Regions from separate parts of the Mus musculus genome. Here region 2 is linked to region 1. A link is a loop called in an ENCODE intact Hi-C map of the cell type or tissue named here. Cell type or tissue: heart. All regions are shown on one strand.

Region 1 (8,000 bases):
CCCAGCCATATCCACAGCCCCACAACCCTTTTCTTTCTTTTTTTCGTCTTTATTGAATAATTTATTTACATTTCAAATGTTTTCCCCTTTCCAGGACTTCCCTTCAGAAACTCCTTATCCCATCCTCCCTGCCCCCACAACCCCTGTTCTAACAGGGTACTTCATTCCCTTGGTGGTGCACAGCCCAATACACATCCTAATTGCCCCTCTGGAGAGTTAGACTTTTCACTTCTCCTGGGAGGTTCCTCTTCCTCAGCTTCTCGGTGGCATGGAGACCAGGCCTGATTACATCCCCACCCAACCTATGAGTTCAACGGGGGGGGGGGGGGGGGCTTGGTTCCACTTGCCCACTGCTGGCTTCTCAGTTCTTCCTGTGTACCTCTTCTACAGTCCATCTTCTCAGAACTAGTCATCTGTTATGCCCAGCCTCAGCCTGGAGTCTTCAAGCAGAACCAGCAGCTTAAGACCCTAGCTGGTGAGGTGAGGGTGGGGAGATTTCCCAGCGCAGTTTATGCACTGAGTTCTAATAAGAACAGATGCTTCATGTGGCCAGTTCACTCTCATGTCATTGAATCCTCTTCCTTACAATTTTATGACCACTTTACAGATGGGGAACAGAAAGCTAATTTGTGTAACATCATACCGACAACATGGTTCATGCAGGGCTATATTTTGTCTTTCAGACAGCCTCCCTATATAGCCTTGGCTGCCTGGAACTCACTATGTAGATCAGGCTGGTCTCAGACCCAAGAGATCTGCCTGCTCTGCCTAACAAATACTGTGCTTAAAGGTGTGCTCCACCCTGGCCTGAGGGATTCCAGTTCAAAGCCTAGAGTCAGAGAACTGATAGCGCTCTTGGGCAAGAACAGGGGCAGCCAGCCCCAGAGGAAAAGAAGCTGAAGATGTCTTTGGGGGAGGCTGCTCCACCTGCACCTCTGGCAGGGCCTAAGTTGCCAAGAGTCCCCCTTTGACTGGCACAGCCTCCTGCTGCACTGTCTGCAGCCCTCACCTCTCTTCTGACCCCTGTCAACTTCCCCTTTGCCCTCCATGAGCAAGGGAGCAGAGAGGAAGAGATACACCTTGGCCACAGACTGTGGCTAGCCTCTGGCGAACCTGGAGCCCATGGCCCTATCTGTTCTCCATTTGCCCTGCTGGACTGGACCCTGCTCTATGATTAAAAAACTCAGTCTATGATTATCAAAGACTCCTTTGATACCCCTTCCTTCTTTGTGGTTAATGTATGACTTGGTGTGATTTTGAAGGAAATGGGACCATAAATCTGGGGGGTGATGTCATCTAGCTTCTCGCCTGGGAGCTGCCAGACCAACTACCGACTCCCGAGGAGAGCAGCAGGCCCACAGTCAGGAACACAGCTAGGTTGGAAGACCCTCATCTTGCTTCCTTGCTCTGGGGGCTATCAGGACTTCCAAGCAACACCCCAGTGGGGGCCTCACATTGATACTGTCATCTGGAGGCTATAAAGGCCCCTTCACCTCCCTATCCTGCTGTCCCTTCCACTATAGCTGCATATACTCTATGAATCTGCATGATGTCCCAAGGGTAGTCACCCTAGGACCATCGGGGGATATCAGGACCTTCTGAGCCAGTACTTCTTTGTGTCTTTTCCTCTGTGTATCTGCAGAATGGGACAGTAGTCAAAGGTCACAGGAACCTGTGCCTGCACTGGGTGTGGTTTAGTGCTGGGATAATAGGCACCCTTGACTTCTGTTCCTCACCTCTACCAGAGTCCTGGTCTTGCTCTGGCAGGGAGATAAAAAGGGGTAAGGAAGGAGAAAAGGCTAAGCTGCAAATCCTGGAGACAAAGAGGAAGCCCTGAGCCCCCTACCCCCACCTCCAGCCTAGATAACAAGTTCGCTTCCTATTTCTAAAATAGAAACTTGAGCACTTGAGGCTAAGCAGAACCAGCTTCCCTGAAAGGGGTAGGGACTGGGTAGGCAGCTGCAGATATATCTGAGATGGGGAGAGGCTGCCGGGAGCACAGAATACAGGCTGAGGGCACACCTGCTGTCTAGCCAAAGACTAGGACTCCTGGAGCCCAGGCTGGCCTTGATTCTTAATCTTCCTGCCCCTCCCTTTTCCCTTTTTTTTTTTTTTTTTTGAGACAGGGTCTCTCTTTGTAACCCTGACTGCCCCAGAATGCACTATGTAGACTAGGCTGAACTTAATACACAGATATACATCTGCCTCTTCTTCCTGACTGCTGGAATACCTCCTTATGTGAGGTTTTTTTTTTTTTTAATTTATTTATTTTATATGTAAGTACACTGTAACTGTCTTCAGACATACCAGAAGAGGGCATCAGATCTCATTACGAATGATTGTGAGTCACCATGTGGTTGCTGGGATTTGAACTCAAGACCTTCAGAAGAGCAGTCGGAGCTCTTAACCACTGAGCTATCTCTCCAGCTCCCATGTGAGGTTGTTTTATTGGCTTACAAAATAGTGACTTGAGCCGGGCATGGTGGCGTACACTTTTAATCCCAGCACTCAGGAGGCAGAGGCAGGCGGATTTCTGAGTTCGAGGCCAGCCTGGTCTACAAAGTGAGTTCCAGGATAGCCAGGGCTATACTGAGAAACCCTGTCTTGAACCCCCCCCCCCAAGTGGCTTGACCTGGGCATAGTGGTTCAGTCCCATATTAGAACTTGGGATGCTGAGACAGAAAGAGCCTGGTTTATGGGATCTTGTCTCAAAACACAATAGGTTAAAGCTGGCCAAGGTGAGTGAAAAACAGGAGGAGTCTCTGTAGTAGCCCTGGGGACAGAACAGAGGTGACTTTTCAACTCTACCCAGGCAGAGGCAGGCAGGCAGTCTTTCTGCCCCGAGTTCTTCACTCCAGTCTTCTCCCCAGGCACCTGCACATTCTATCTCAGCCTGGAATTCCTGTCATACCTCACACAGTTCGCTCCTCCAGGCAGCCTGCCTCCACAGAAAGGCAGGGTCCCTGTGCCTCCTGTGCACTTTTTGTTGCACGTTCCTTGCATCTAGCACCTCATGTGTGGCTGGAGGCTCAGGGGGAGCAGTCTCCCTCAAAGCCATCTTCAGCTTCTTTTCCTCTGGGGCGTAAGTGTGCCATTAGTTCTCTGAAGCTAGGCTTTGGACTGCAATCCCTCAGAGCAGGATGGAGCATGCCTTTAAGTCCACAAGTGGATAAACAGAGGCAGGCAGAGCTCTGAGACCTGCTTGGTCTACAAAGTGAGTTCCAAGGCTAGAGAGAGAAACTGTCAAAGACAAATGACTGAAGATATTCTGTCAAACATGCAAGGATGAAGGCTTCTCTTGTTCTTGCTTTATTAGCCCAGGAGTGAGTGAGTGGCTGTGAGTGAACATTAAATATGAAAGCACAGATACTGATTTTTTTTTGAGACAGGGCTGTTCTGGACTCTCTTTTTAGAGGAAGGATCTGCCTGAGGGATCTCACAGAGATCTGCTTGTCTCTGCCTTCCTCGTGCTTGGATTGAAAGGGTGTGCTGCAGCTGGACGTGGTGGCCCATGCCTTTAATCCCAGCACTTGTGAGGCAGAGGCAGGCGAATTTCTGAGTTCGAGGCCAGCCTGGTCTACAGAGTGAGTTCCAGGACAGCCAGGGCTACACAGAGAAACCCTGTCTTAAACAAACAAACAAACCAAAAAAGAAAAAGAAAAAAAGAAAGGGTGTGCCGCCACGCAGGACCTCACCTCTCTATTTGTATCAACTGCACCATCTACCACACTTTTCTACCCACGACCATTCCCTAATGAGCATCAGATCGAATCCAAACTTTCTCCCTCTACACGTTTCCTGATCTGTTTGTAGAGAAGGGACACCGTCTTTCTGTAGGCTGCATTCCTAGAAGTGGGAATGCTAGGTCATAGAGCAATTTAAAAATTTTTTAACAAATACTGCCAAATTACTTTCCAGAAAAAGATGAAGCTGCTGGCAGCTGCAGCAGGCAAGGTGCGAACGCCTATCTTCACACATTCCAATTCACACCTGGCACTGGCTGTGGTCAAATTCCAGGTTTCCCCTGTGTGTGTGTGTGGGGGGGGGTGGCACGGGGAGAGAGACTGTTTCAATGTGTTGGATCTGATTAATGAGCTTAATTTTGACTGGTGCTTCCTCCACCCCCAGTTTGCCTGCCGGTGTTGGGGAGTTCTTTGTGGGTGCGGTGGTAGAAACCGGTCCCCCGAGAAAAGGGACAGGAGATGAGAATTTGGAGATTCAAAAACAGTCTCTAGGAACTAAATGTCTTGAATCTTTCAGGGTCTGGGTCCAAGGGTCTTGGCGGTGTTCCTTAGAGCCCGCCCAAGGTCAGAACACCCTGGGTGCTTCCGGGCGGGACCTCAGCCAGACTGCGCCTCTGGTGTTGCACCAAGAACACCCAGGAGATGCCCGCAGGCACCTTGAGGAAGGTCGGCGGCTCTGTGGCTCTTGAGGATATGGCCTGGATGCGGTGTTTGGATGCTGTACCCAATGTTAAAAACCTGGACTCTCACCATGACCCTCTCTACAACGCAGTCGGCCTGAGGAGACAGGGAAGGCAGGAGCCTCAAGTGCCATCTGGCTTCCCAGACTCAGTTTCCTGCCCCCGGCAGTGTGTGTGAAGCAGGTCTAGGATATCTATGGCTCTGGGGTTTCGTCTTAGGGATCCTGTGCGAGCACCACCGGGGTGGCCAAACTGCGCAGCGGGGTCGAGACTTGGGGACCGCTAGGGTGGGCCGCTGGGGGTGTCAAGGGCTGCTGCCTCGGACAAAGCGGCGGCACCACCCCAAAGCGCGGACCAATGGAATGAATGGGCTATAAATAGCCGCCAATGGGAGGCCGGCGACGCGCCCCTTAAGAGCTCAGGGAGCAGCGAGCAGCCGTCGTTCTTCTGCGCTGCGCCAGGAGCTGCAAGCACAGGCATCCATCGCCCCTGCTTCGTCCGGCATCCCGGTGAGCGGGTCCAAGGGCCAGGGGTATAGTCCTGCGGGGCTCTACGCTGTGGGGTGCGGGACCGGGGCATCACGCGCAGCCTCGCTGCCGGGAGCGCTCATCGGACCCGCCCGGGAACTTGGGATGCGCTGGACTCTGACGATGCAGACCTCGCTGACCTTGGTGGCGTCCAGGGAAAGTCTCGGGGGTCCCAAGTGGTTTGCAGGTCCCTGGCGGCCGGTGTTTAAATCTCCTCTGACCCCGCTCTTCCCTGCAGCCCGCTGCCGCCGCCATGCCCTTCTCCAACAGCCATAATACGCAGAAGCTGCGCTTCCCGGCCGAGGATGAGTTCCCTGATCTGAGCAGCCACAACAACCATATGGCCAAGGTGCTGACCCCGGAGCTGTACGCCGAGCTCCGTGCCAAGTGCACGCCGAGCGGCTTTACTTTGGACGACGCCATTCAGACTGGCGTAGACAATCCGGGTATGCACACCCCTGTAGCGTCAGGCTTCCGCCTCCCCAAGAAGCCCCCCGGGCAAGGATCCCACTGCTCTTCCCTGAACCTTCGGTGGGCTGGGGTCCCCTGTTCCCCTCTCCGCGCTTAGCCTTAAGAGCCTCGGCTTGCTCCTGCCTGACGGTGACGTCACTGTCGCCGCGCCCCTCCTCCAGGCCACCCGTACATCATGACTGTGGGTGCAGTGGCGGGCGACGAGGAGAGTTACGACGTATTCAAGGACCTCTTCGACCCCATTATTGAGGAGCGGCACGGCGGCTACCAGCCCAGTGATGAGCACAAGACCGACCTCAACCCAGACAACCTGCAGGTGCGGGGAATCAGGGTCCGGGCGTGCTGGGGAGAGGGGTCTCGGCGCTCACTCTAGCCACCACCTTGTATTCCCAGGGTGGCGATGACCTGGACCCCAACTACGTGCTGAGCTCGCGAGTGCGCACAGGCCGCAGCATCCGCGGCTTCTGTCTCCCCCCGCACTGCAGCCGCGGGGAGCGCCGCGCCATCGAGAAGCTGGCAGTAGAAGGTAGGGGTCGGGTAACAGCCTCCAGAGCTGCTGCGCTCTTCTCTGCGCGCGCGTTCCCACTGGGGACTGAGGGTCGAAGACCCACCTTCGCCCGCGGGGACACACTGCTGCAGGCGGGGCGGCGGGCTTGCTCGCCCGCCCACCCTGTCCTTGAACTCTGCACTCCGCAGCTCTGTCCAGCCTAGATGGCGACCTGTCTGGCAGGTACTACGCGCTCAAGAGCATGACTGAGGCGGAGCAGCAGCAGCTCATTGACGACCACTTCCTCTTCGATAAGCCTGTGTCGCCTCTGCTGCTGGCCTCCGGCATGGCCCGGGACTGGCCGGATGCTCGTGGCATATGGTACGAGCCCCCCCCCCCCCCCAGTCCCTAGAAGGTGGGGCCTGCCCTGAATTCCTAGTTTGTGCAGTGCCTCCCTCCGCCCAGGTGACCTTGGTTCTGCGGATGACTGTGGTCCTTGCGCTGCGGGAGGCCGCAGTCTCCAGGGACTCAAGGGTGGTGACCAGTCTCTTTGGCGTCTGTTCTCCGCCCTCCTCCTGGGAGCCGGCGCTTCTTGTTTTCTCTCCACCTTCTCACCCCCTTATTCCGCCGGGATCGTGCCAGGTGCCAATGACGCAAAAGCCTCCGCACCCGTCCGGGCAGGGCTCCTACCCCTGCAGACTGAGCGGGCGGAGGCGTGCTTCCTCTGGTGGGATGCTCTGGAGGCTCCAGACCCTTGCGGGCCACACAGCACATGACTGGTGATTGAGATGTATATGAGCTGCCTTCCTCCACTGTTGCTGGGATTGGCGTCTTGGTGACAGCTCACATTCCAGCACTTTGTTGAGGAAGCATTTTGTTTGAGGTCACCCACCTATAGTGTCTTTCTTGGGTGTGATCTAAGGCCACATTCTGGCAGGGACTCCAGCCTGACTTTACCCCTCTTCTAGGCACAATGACAATAAGACTTTCCTGGTGTGGATTAACGAGGAGGACCACCTGCGAGTCATCTCCATGCAGAAGGGGGGCAACATGAAGGAAGTGTTCACCCGATTCTGCACCGGCCTCACTCAGGTCAGGCCTGGGCATTCCCCAGGGCTTCCTCACTAGGGGCGTTGGTGCTGGGGAGGGATCAGGGGCAGATCAGAGCCCACATCTCCCAGGGTCCGTAGGGCTTCCGGCCAGGCTTCCTTCTCTTAACTCTCCCTTCTCCACCTTCAGATCGAAACTCTCTTCAAGTCCAAGAACTATGAGTTCATGTGGAATCCTCACCTGGGCTACATCCTCACATGCCCATCCAACCTGGGCACCGGACTGCGGGCAGGTGTGCACATCAAGCTGCCCCACCTGGGGAAGCACGAGAAGTTCTCGGAGGTGCTCAAGCGGCTGCGGCTTCAGAAGCGAGGCACAGGTGAGGGGCAGAAGGCACAGGTGAGGGGCAGAAGGTGCAGGTGTTGTCCTCAGCCCCGCTGACCTGCCCATGTCCCACCGCAGGTGGCGTGGACACCGCTGCTGTCGGTGGGGTGTTTGATGTCTCCAACGCTGACCGCCTGGGCTTCTCGGAGGTGGAACTGGTGCAGATGGTGGTGGACGGAGTGAAACTACTCATTGAGATGGAGCAACGGCTGGAGCAGGGTCAGGCAATCGATGACCTCATGCCGGCCCAGAAGTGAAGCCTGGCCCTCGCCACCATCAGGCTGCCGCTTCCTAACTTATTAACCGGGCAGTGCCCGCCATGCATCCTTGATGTTTGCCGCCTGGCGGCTGAGCCCTTAGCCTCGCTGTAGAGACTTCTGTCGCCCTGGGTAGAGTTTATTTTTTTGATGGCTAAGCTGTTGCTGACACTGAAAATAAACTAGGGTTTGGCCTGCCCTATTTCTGAGTGTTGCTTCTCCTTTCCTAGGGACAGTGTGTGTGTGTGTGTATGTATGTGTGTGTGTGTGTGTGCGCGCGCTGGCCTTCTGTGTCATCTCACCTAGCAGATGAAACATGAGCCATAGAAGATACAGGGCAGAGAGGGAGGGAGGCTCTGAGTCCAGCCTGAGCATCTAAGGACATCTGTGCTTGCAGGGTG
Region 2 (8,000 bases), 420 kb before region 1:
TAAGGACAGAAGAATTGCCAAAAAGTAAAGAGCTTTTGACCACGCAATCTCGGATGGAATTGCCAAAGGTAAGGCAGCTTTGGCCAGATCTCACACCCCTTCGCTGCCTTCTTCGGGGAAACGGGGTGCCAAGATAAGCCCCATCAGTAAATACTGTCAACTGGGCAGGATCTAGAGTCAACAAAGAGACTGACTTTCGGGTATGTCTGTGAAGGTATTTCCAGGTAGGGCTAGTCAAGGGGGGAGGCACTACCCTAAATGTGGATGGCACCATCCCATGTGGTCCTAGACTGAAGGAAACAGACAGCAAGCTGATCACCAGCTTTCATCTCCTCTGCTTCCTGACTGTGGATGCAGTGTGACCTCAAGCTCTTTCACTGGGTGCTTGGTCACGGTGATGAGAAAAGTAATACAAGTATCAATGTTGAAATTGTATTGATTGATCATGCTGGCTATTTCGTATTATATCAGCCCTTGTGGTTTAATTGTTAACCTGACATAACTTGGGAAGAGAGATTTAGTGAGGGATTGTCCATATTGAGATGTGCTGTGGGTATGTTTGTAAGGGGTTGTCTAAATTAACTGATGTGGGAAGACCCAGCCCACTGTGGGCAGCTCCATTCCCTAGACTGGGGTCCAGAACTGTCTATGAGTGGAGAAACCAAAATGAGCAGAGCAAGCAAGCAGGTAATGTGCTGTGCTTATTTCTCTCTGCTTGTCACTGTGGATACAATGTGACTAGCTGTTTGAAGCTCCTGCCTTGATGTCCCCACAATCATGGTCTGTGACCTGGAATTACAAACTGAAATAACCCCCTTTTTTCCTGCAAGTTGCTTCTTCTTTTTTTTTTTATCTCTTTTCTTTTTTTTTAAATTGGATATTTTCTTTATTTACATTTCAAATGTTTTCCCCTTTCCATGTCTCCCCTCCAGAAACCCCCATCTCCTCCTTTCTCCTGCCACTATGAGGGTGCTCCCCCATCCACCCACTCCCATCTTCCTGCCCCAGCATTCCCCTACACTGGGGCATCAAACACCCTCAGGACCAAGGGGCTCTCCTCCCATTGATGCCCCACAAGGCCATTCTCTGCTACATATGGTATAGCTGGGTCCTCAGGTACTACTGTGTCCAATTTTCTGAGGAACCACCAGACTGGTTTCCAGAGTAGTTGTACCACCTTGCAATCCCACCAGCAATGGAGAAGTGTTGCTCTTTCTCCACATCCTCACCAGCATCTGCTGTTACCTGAGTTTTTGATCTTAGCCATTTTGACTGGTGTGAGGTAGAATCTCAGGGTCATTTTGATTTGCATTGCCCTGATGACTAAGGATGTTGAACATTTCTTTAGGTGCTTCTTGGCTATTCAAGTTTACTCAGTTGAGAATTCTCTGTTAGGCTCTGTTCTCCACTTTTTAATAGGGTTATTTGGTTCTCTGGAGTTTAACTTCTTGAGTTCTTTGTATACAATGGATATTAGTCCTCTATTGGATGTAGGATTGGTGAAGATCCTGTTTATGTATCCAGTCTGTTAGTCTATGTCTTTTTATTAGGGAATTGAGTCCACTGATGTTAAGAGATATTATGGAATAGTGATTGTTGCTTCCTGCTATTTTTTATGTTATTTCTATGTTTGTGTGGCTCTCTTCTTTTGGGTTTGTTGAAAGAAGATTACTTTCTTGTTTTTTCTAGGGATTAGTTTCCCTCCTTGTGTTGGCGGTTTCCATCTATTATCCTTTTTTAGGGCTGGATTTATGAAAAGATATTCTGTAAATTTGGTTTTGACATGGACTATCTTGGTTTCTCCATCAACAGTAATTGAGAGTTTTTCTGGGTATAGTAGCCTGGGGTTGCATGCTACGTCCACTCCAGTGAAGTCTCTTAAGGTCTGTATGATATCTGCCCAGGATCTTCTAATTTTCATAGTCTCTGGTGAGAAGTCTGGTGTAATTCTGATAGGTCTGCCTTTATATGTTACTTGACCTTTTTCCTTTACTGCTTTTAATATTCTTTCTTTGTTTTGTGCTTTTGGTGTTTTGACTATTATGTGATGGGAGGAATTTCTTTTCTGGTCCAGTCTATTTGGAGTACTGTAGGTTTCTTGTATGTTCATGGGCATCTCTTTCTTTAGGTTAGGGAAGTTTTCTTTTATAACTTTGTTGAAGATATTTACTGGCCCTTTAAATTGGGAATTTTCACTTTCTTCTATACCTACTATCCTTAGATTTCATCTTCTCACTGTGTCCTAGATTTCCTGAATATTTTGGGCTTTTTGCATTTTGCATTTTCTTTGACTGTTGTGTCAATGTTTTCTATGGTATCTTCTGCACCTGAGATTCTCTCTTCTATCTCTTGTATTCTGTTGGCGATGCTTGCATCTATGACTCCTGATCTCTTTCCTAAGTTCCCTATCTCCAAAGTTGTCTCCCTTCGTTATTTCTTTATTGTTTCTATCTCCATTTTTAGATCCTGGATGGTTTTGTTCAATTCCTTCACCTGTTTGGTTGTGTTTTCCTGTAATTCTTTAAGAGAGTTTTGCGTTTCCTCTTTAAGGGCTTCTACCTGTTTACCTGTGTTCTCCTGTATTTGTTTAAGAGAGTTATTTATGTCCTTCTTAAAGTCCTCTATCCTCATCATGAGATGTGATTTTAAATCAGAGTCTTGCTTTTCTGGTGTGTTGGGGTATCCAGGGCTGGCTGTGGTGGGAGAACTGGGTTCTGATGATGCCAAGTAGCCTTGATTTCTGTTGCTTATCTTCTTGTCCTTGCCTCTTACCATCTGGTTATCTCTGGTGTTAGCTGTTCTTGCTGTCTCTGACTGTGGCTTGTCCCTTCTGCAAGCCTGTATCCTGGTACTCCTGGGAGACCAGTTTTCTCCTGTAGGAATTTGGGTATGGAGAGCAATGGCAGGGTCAGCTCCAGGGTGCAGACAGAAACCAGAAGGATCCTGTCCCTGGCTGTTCTTTGGTTCCTGTGTCCTGATGGCTCTTGGTGGGTCCCTCTTGGGTTAGGAACTTGAGCAGAAGTGGTGGTCTTACTTGTGCTCACAGGCATTTCGATACTCCTGGGAGACCATCTCTCTTCCAGCCATACTTGGGTGTGCAGAGCTGTGGCACAGGGTCAGTTCCAGGTGCAGATGGAAACCCTCAAGTTGCTTTTATCAGTATGTTTATCATAGCAACAGAAATGAACTAGGACACTAAGCGATCAACAATGCCAAACAGAAGGAGCCAGAGCACTGACTTCTATATAAACATGCTTCCAGGACTGGAGAGATGGCCACACAGCTAAGAGCAAAGAATCCAAGTTCAATTCCTAGTACCTACATGACACCTCACAACAGTCTGCAAGCCCATTTCCAGAGATTCAAAGCCCTCTTCTGTCCTTTGGGGGCACCAAACATTCATTAATGCACATATACATATGCATACAAAATACCCATAAAACAAATACACATGAAACAAACAAAAATCCTGCTTCCGTGGGTTGGTGCAGGTCTGCTCCCTGCACTCACAGGATGTCACCGACATCTGATGTCTCAGGTGCTGGCTAAGTGCAGTGCTGGAAGCGATACAGTAGGTGGCAGTGGTGTCCAAATGACCAAGTCGCATGCTAGGGAAGCCTTCCAAGACTTTCTTGAAAGTGGCTCATTGGAGAACACGATTTCAGGGGAGGACACCGGGTAAACGCTGGCAAGCTGCTCCCTCATTGCAGGTCTTCAAGAGCACAGGATAATCTCAGACTCCTCGGGAGCCTTCGAATGTTACCGTGCTCTGAGGTCAACGTGGCATTTTCCAAATAACGAATAGCACACTGAAAGGCAGGCTCTGTCTCCAGCATCTCCCTCCCTGTAGAGTGACTGCCTGGCCTTTGCAGTGAAGCTTCAGATGGGCACAGGTCCTGCCAGGCTTTCGTAAGCCCACTCTGTGGAAAGAGAAAATGCCCAAGGTGTTTGCTGGCAGGACTCTGATGCCTGCCTGTGCTGCCTCTGCTCCTCAAAGGCAGAGAGACATTAGCACAGGAACCAGCAGCTCCATGCCGCCTCTTCCCGCGTGTGCATCCTGCTTTTGCTTGCCCCCGGCTGCTCTCTCATCTCCCCACTGCTCCTGAGAGACCTCTCTCTGCTTCCTGTCCCCCCACTGCTCCTGGGAAACCTCTCTCTGCCCCCCACTCCTCTTTCACATCTTCCGCCTGTGTCCATATTTTCAAAACTCCAGATTCCGGATATTGGGGAAACACAGGGCGTTTGTCTTTCTGACTCTGCTCTTCATTTTTCTTAGCAGGATGATCTCCCAGTTCATCCATTTTTCCTGGAAAAAAAAAAGCAATTTTATTCTTTACAATTAAGGAAACCCCCAGTGAATGTGTACACCTTACCAGTTTATGTGCTGACAGGCACTGCGGTTGATTTACTATCATGGTCACAGAGAATAGTGTCAGAACAAACATTGTATAGGTATCTCTGTAACATGTTAATTTGAAATTCCTTGGGTAAAATGGAATATCAAGAGAGGTTGGTTTTGTTTTTGTTTGTTGGTTTTTTTTTTGTTTTGTTTTTTGGGTTTTTTTTTTTTTGCTTGCTTTTTGAGACAGAGTCTCTCTAGGTAGACCAGGCTGGCCTTGAATGCACAGAGAGCCACCTGCCTTTGCCTCTGAAGCACACGGATTATAAATTGAACTACTGCCGGGCGGTGGTGGCACATGCCCTTAATCCCAGCACTTGGGAAGCAGAGGCAGACAGATTTCTGGGTTCGAGGCCAGCTTGGTCTACAGAGTGAGTTCCAGGACAGCCAATGCTATACAGAGAAACCCTGTCTCAAAAAAAAAACCAAACCAAAACAAAAAAGTGTGAACTACTGTGCCTGGCCTGGAGTCTCACACACACACACATAAAATATAATTTCATTCTCTTTCAAATCTTTGGTCTCTTTTTTCTTTAATTGTTGCTGCAGATATGTCTGTCTGTCTGTGTCTATATGTCTGTCTTTATTCCTAAATGTACAAATACAACTTACTCAGTTACATGTTTTTAGGGCTGACCATGTGGTATTGGATAACCAATTGTGCTCTTCCCTAAACAAGGAAACACAAACAGATGGGCAAACATGGTGGGGGGGGGGAGAAGGGAGGAAGTGCACAAGGCCTCAACTTGGACTACAGCCGGGTGGTGTGGTGACACCCTTAATCCCAGCACTCCGGAGGCAGAGACAGGCAAATCTCTGTGAGTCGGAGGCCAGTCTGATCTACAGAGCAAGTTGCAAGACAGCCAGGGCTAAAACAGATAAACCCTACCTTGACAACAAGAAAACAAAACAAAACAAAAAGTGAAGAAGGAGGAGCAGAAGGAGGAGGAGGAGGAGGATGAGCAGGAGGAGAAGGAGAAGGAGAAGGAGCAGGAGGAGGAGGAGGAGGAGGAGGAGGAGGAGGAGGAGAAGGAGGAGAAGGAGAAGGAGGAGGAAGAGGAGGAAGAGGACAACAGGTAACTAAGGACTGCTGAGATCGGTGTAGTCTTTCCCCAGGGCTGAGCACGCATGGGCCATTTATTTATTGACCACCAGTGCCTCTGTTGACGACCGTCTGCTCATTTCCCACCGACTGCCTGACTTGTTCTCTCTGTGCTGAGGATTTTCTTTGTGGCCGAGATTTGACTGTCAGATGTTCAGCTAGCAAAGCTGTTTTCCCAACCTGTCACCTTGTTCTTGTTTCCTCTGCCACGTGAAGGATGTTAACTTTTATACAGTCCTGATGTTCAGTCCTTGCTTTGATTTCCTGAGACACCGAGTCCCTGTCAGACAATAACACTAACATCCACACTAACATCATTGTTCATTTTAGATCTGCTGATCATACATACATTCCTAAGACTTCATCTATTTCTTTTAGATCCCCCAGATTTTAAATATATACATTTAAAGAATACTCCTTAAAGACCCTGTGAATTTCGCAAGCATGTCTTCGGGCTCTCTTTTCATATCGCCTGGGTCATCTCCTCCTGATGGGTTTAGCTAATGCCTGGTGATCTTGTTTGTATTTTCAAAGAACTAACTCTGTTTACTTGACCCTTTGTTCTTATAGTCTCTCTGTCTCATCAGTCTCTGCCGCCCCCTTTATCTCCCTACCGGTTTGTGGAACAGCTTGCTCATGTTTTTCTAAGCCCTCGAGGTGCATAATTGAGTTTTGATTTATTTTGGACAAGATCTCATGTAGCCCTGTCTGCTTTCAAGCTTACTAAACCTGAGGAGGACCTTGAACCTCCCTGATCCTCCTGCCTCTGCCCCCAAAGCGAGAGCACGGGTGAGCATCACCACCTCCAGTTTATGTGGTGCTGAGGTCAAACAAAGTTTCCTCTTTTCTTTTTCTCTTTGTTTCTTCCTTCCTTCTTTCTTTCTTTTTTCCTTTATTTCTTTTCAAGACAGGGTTTCTTGTGACCCTGGGTGGCCTGGAGCTCGCTCTGTAGAGCAGGCTGGCCTCGAACTCAGAGACCTCGCTCCTGAGTGCTGGGGTCTAAGATGTGCATCACTTGCTGGTCTCTCAGACTCGGGCTTTTCAAGCTAGGCAAGTGCTCTACCAACTGAGTGATGTCCCCAGCCCAGTCCTGGTTTTTGAACTTAAGTGTTCAGACCTCTCTCTGAATTAATCGCCTTTGTTGTATCCCGAAGGCTGGCCTCAGATTTGGGCTCGGCCCGCAGCAGCCTCCTGAGTCCTGAGATTACTGGCATGTGCCTCCAGGCCTGGCTCTCTGCTTTCTGGGAGTGGAGCTGCTCTGAGTCAAGACTTGAGTTTCAGCATCTGAATAAGCAGCCCTGAAGAAACAACGGCTCACACCACACTTGTCCGGGTCTCCATCTCTGTCGGCCTTTGATCCTGACTAACATGTTCCACACTTGTTCACTGGCTATGCATTCTTTTCTGTTTTGTTTTGAGTTCACACCTTATCAGATAGGAGATGTGTCTGGCTGCCTGTAACACAGACCAAACCCAAAAAGCCTTGCAGGGCCATGTCGTAGAAAGTTACTGGCAAGGCAGGGCCTGAGGGAGCATCTGGAAACTTGGGTTTCTGGAGACTTCCACCATTCTCCAACCGACGAAGGCAGCTCACATCTGTGCAGGCTTTAAGCAGGGTGCAGGTGAAGCAGGGCTGCCTGTATGAGTGCTCTACAGAGCTTCCTGGTAGACACCATTCAGCACTGTGGCTGATGGGGCTCTTCTGACAGAACTGGGCAAGGGGCTGGCCTTGGAAGTGTGAGGCTTTAGCATAGTGTGGGCACCTTAGTTTTTAACCAGACCAGTGAGGGGCTGATATGTGGATCTGGCTCCAGATACAACCATCCCTATTCACTGCTAGCTCCGCCTTCTCAAATCCATCTCATGTCCACAGTTGTTTTCATGAGTTTTAAAGAGCACGCACTGGTTATCTTACATCCTGGGCATTTCACACGTGTTAGCAGTGTAAGGTCTCATTTCCTTCTGGCTGGCTGTGATTATACTCTGTGATCTCCTCTTTGATGCAAGAGTGGTCTAGGAACATGCTGTTTGCATTTAACTGGTGAACAGTTGAAAGGGGGAGGCTATGTTTTTATTGTGCATGTGCACAATTTTAATGGACTATGATGAAAGCGTGGTTTCTAAATTCTTCTCATTAAAAACATGTCTCTTTATAACCAGGCACCATCACCTTATGTAAATCTCTCACAAAAAATATTGCAAGCCATGCCGAGCTGGAACTTGTGACCCTCCTGCCCCTGACTGGCAGGTAGCTGGGATCACAGGCCTGGCCTTCTCCTGGCATTTCAAAGGCCTCCTGTGCCCCGTGCATTCCTCAGCAGTACAGGGCTAGGATGTCCAGGATCAGACATTTCCAGATGGAAGATGAGACCCCGTGTCATCATGTGCTCTGTGCCTCCCCAGCTTTCCCTCCCTTTGGCCCAGAGCCCAAACATCCTGTTTGGCTCAGCACGTGGCAAGCAGGGAGTCTCCACACACATTTTCAGAATGCCTTCAGCC

The links. Peaks named below come from ENCODE experiments on the same cell type or tissue, not always from the same donor. Only the 100,000 strongest peaks of a DNase experiment are listed, where the experiment ranks them.
Region 2: it touches region 1 in a loop (2.6-fold over the local background); 2 of 42 quality-filtered maps call a loop at or near these places.

What each region holds. Positions count from the first base shown.
Region 1 is chr12:111,669,162-111,677,161 of GRCm38, reverse strand. Ckb (creatine kinase, brain) reads left to right here and starts at 4,824. Exons shown (of 8, transcript NM_021273.4): 1 at 4,824-4,932; 2 at 5,189-5,396; 3 at 5,583-5,737; 4 at 5,815-5,947; 5 at 6,118-6,289; 6 at 6,877-7,000; 7 at 7,148-7,337; 8 at 7,421-7,807. The coding sequence starts at 5,204. The coding sequence ends at 7,599. In heart, no CTCF peak of the experiment used is centred here; DNase peaks (open chromatin) are centred at 4,791, 5,611, 6,241, 7,541 and 3 weaker places; H3K4me3 peaks cover 3,638 bases; H3K27ac peaks cover 5,580 bases; H3K27me3 peaks cover 1,046 bases.
Region 2 is chr12:112,086,866-112,094,865 of GRCm38, reverse strand. No RefSeq gene overlaps it. Among named protein-coding and RNA genes, the nearest start is that of Aspg, 16 kb to the left of the region's middle. In heart, a CTCF peak has its summit at 3,571 (motif pointing right); a DNase peak (open chromatin) is centred at 3,625; H3K27me3 peaks cover 1,686 bases.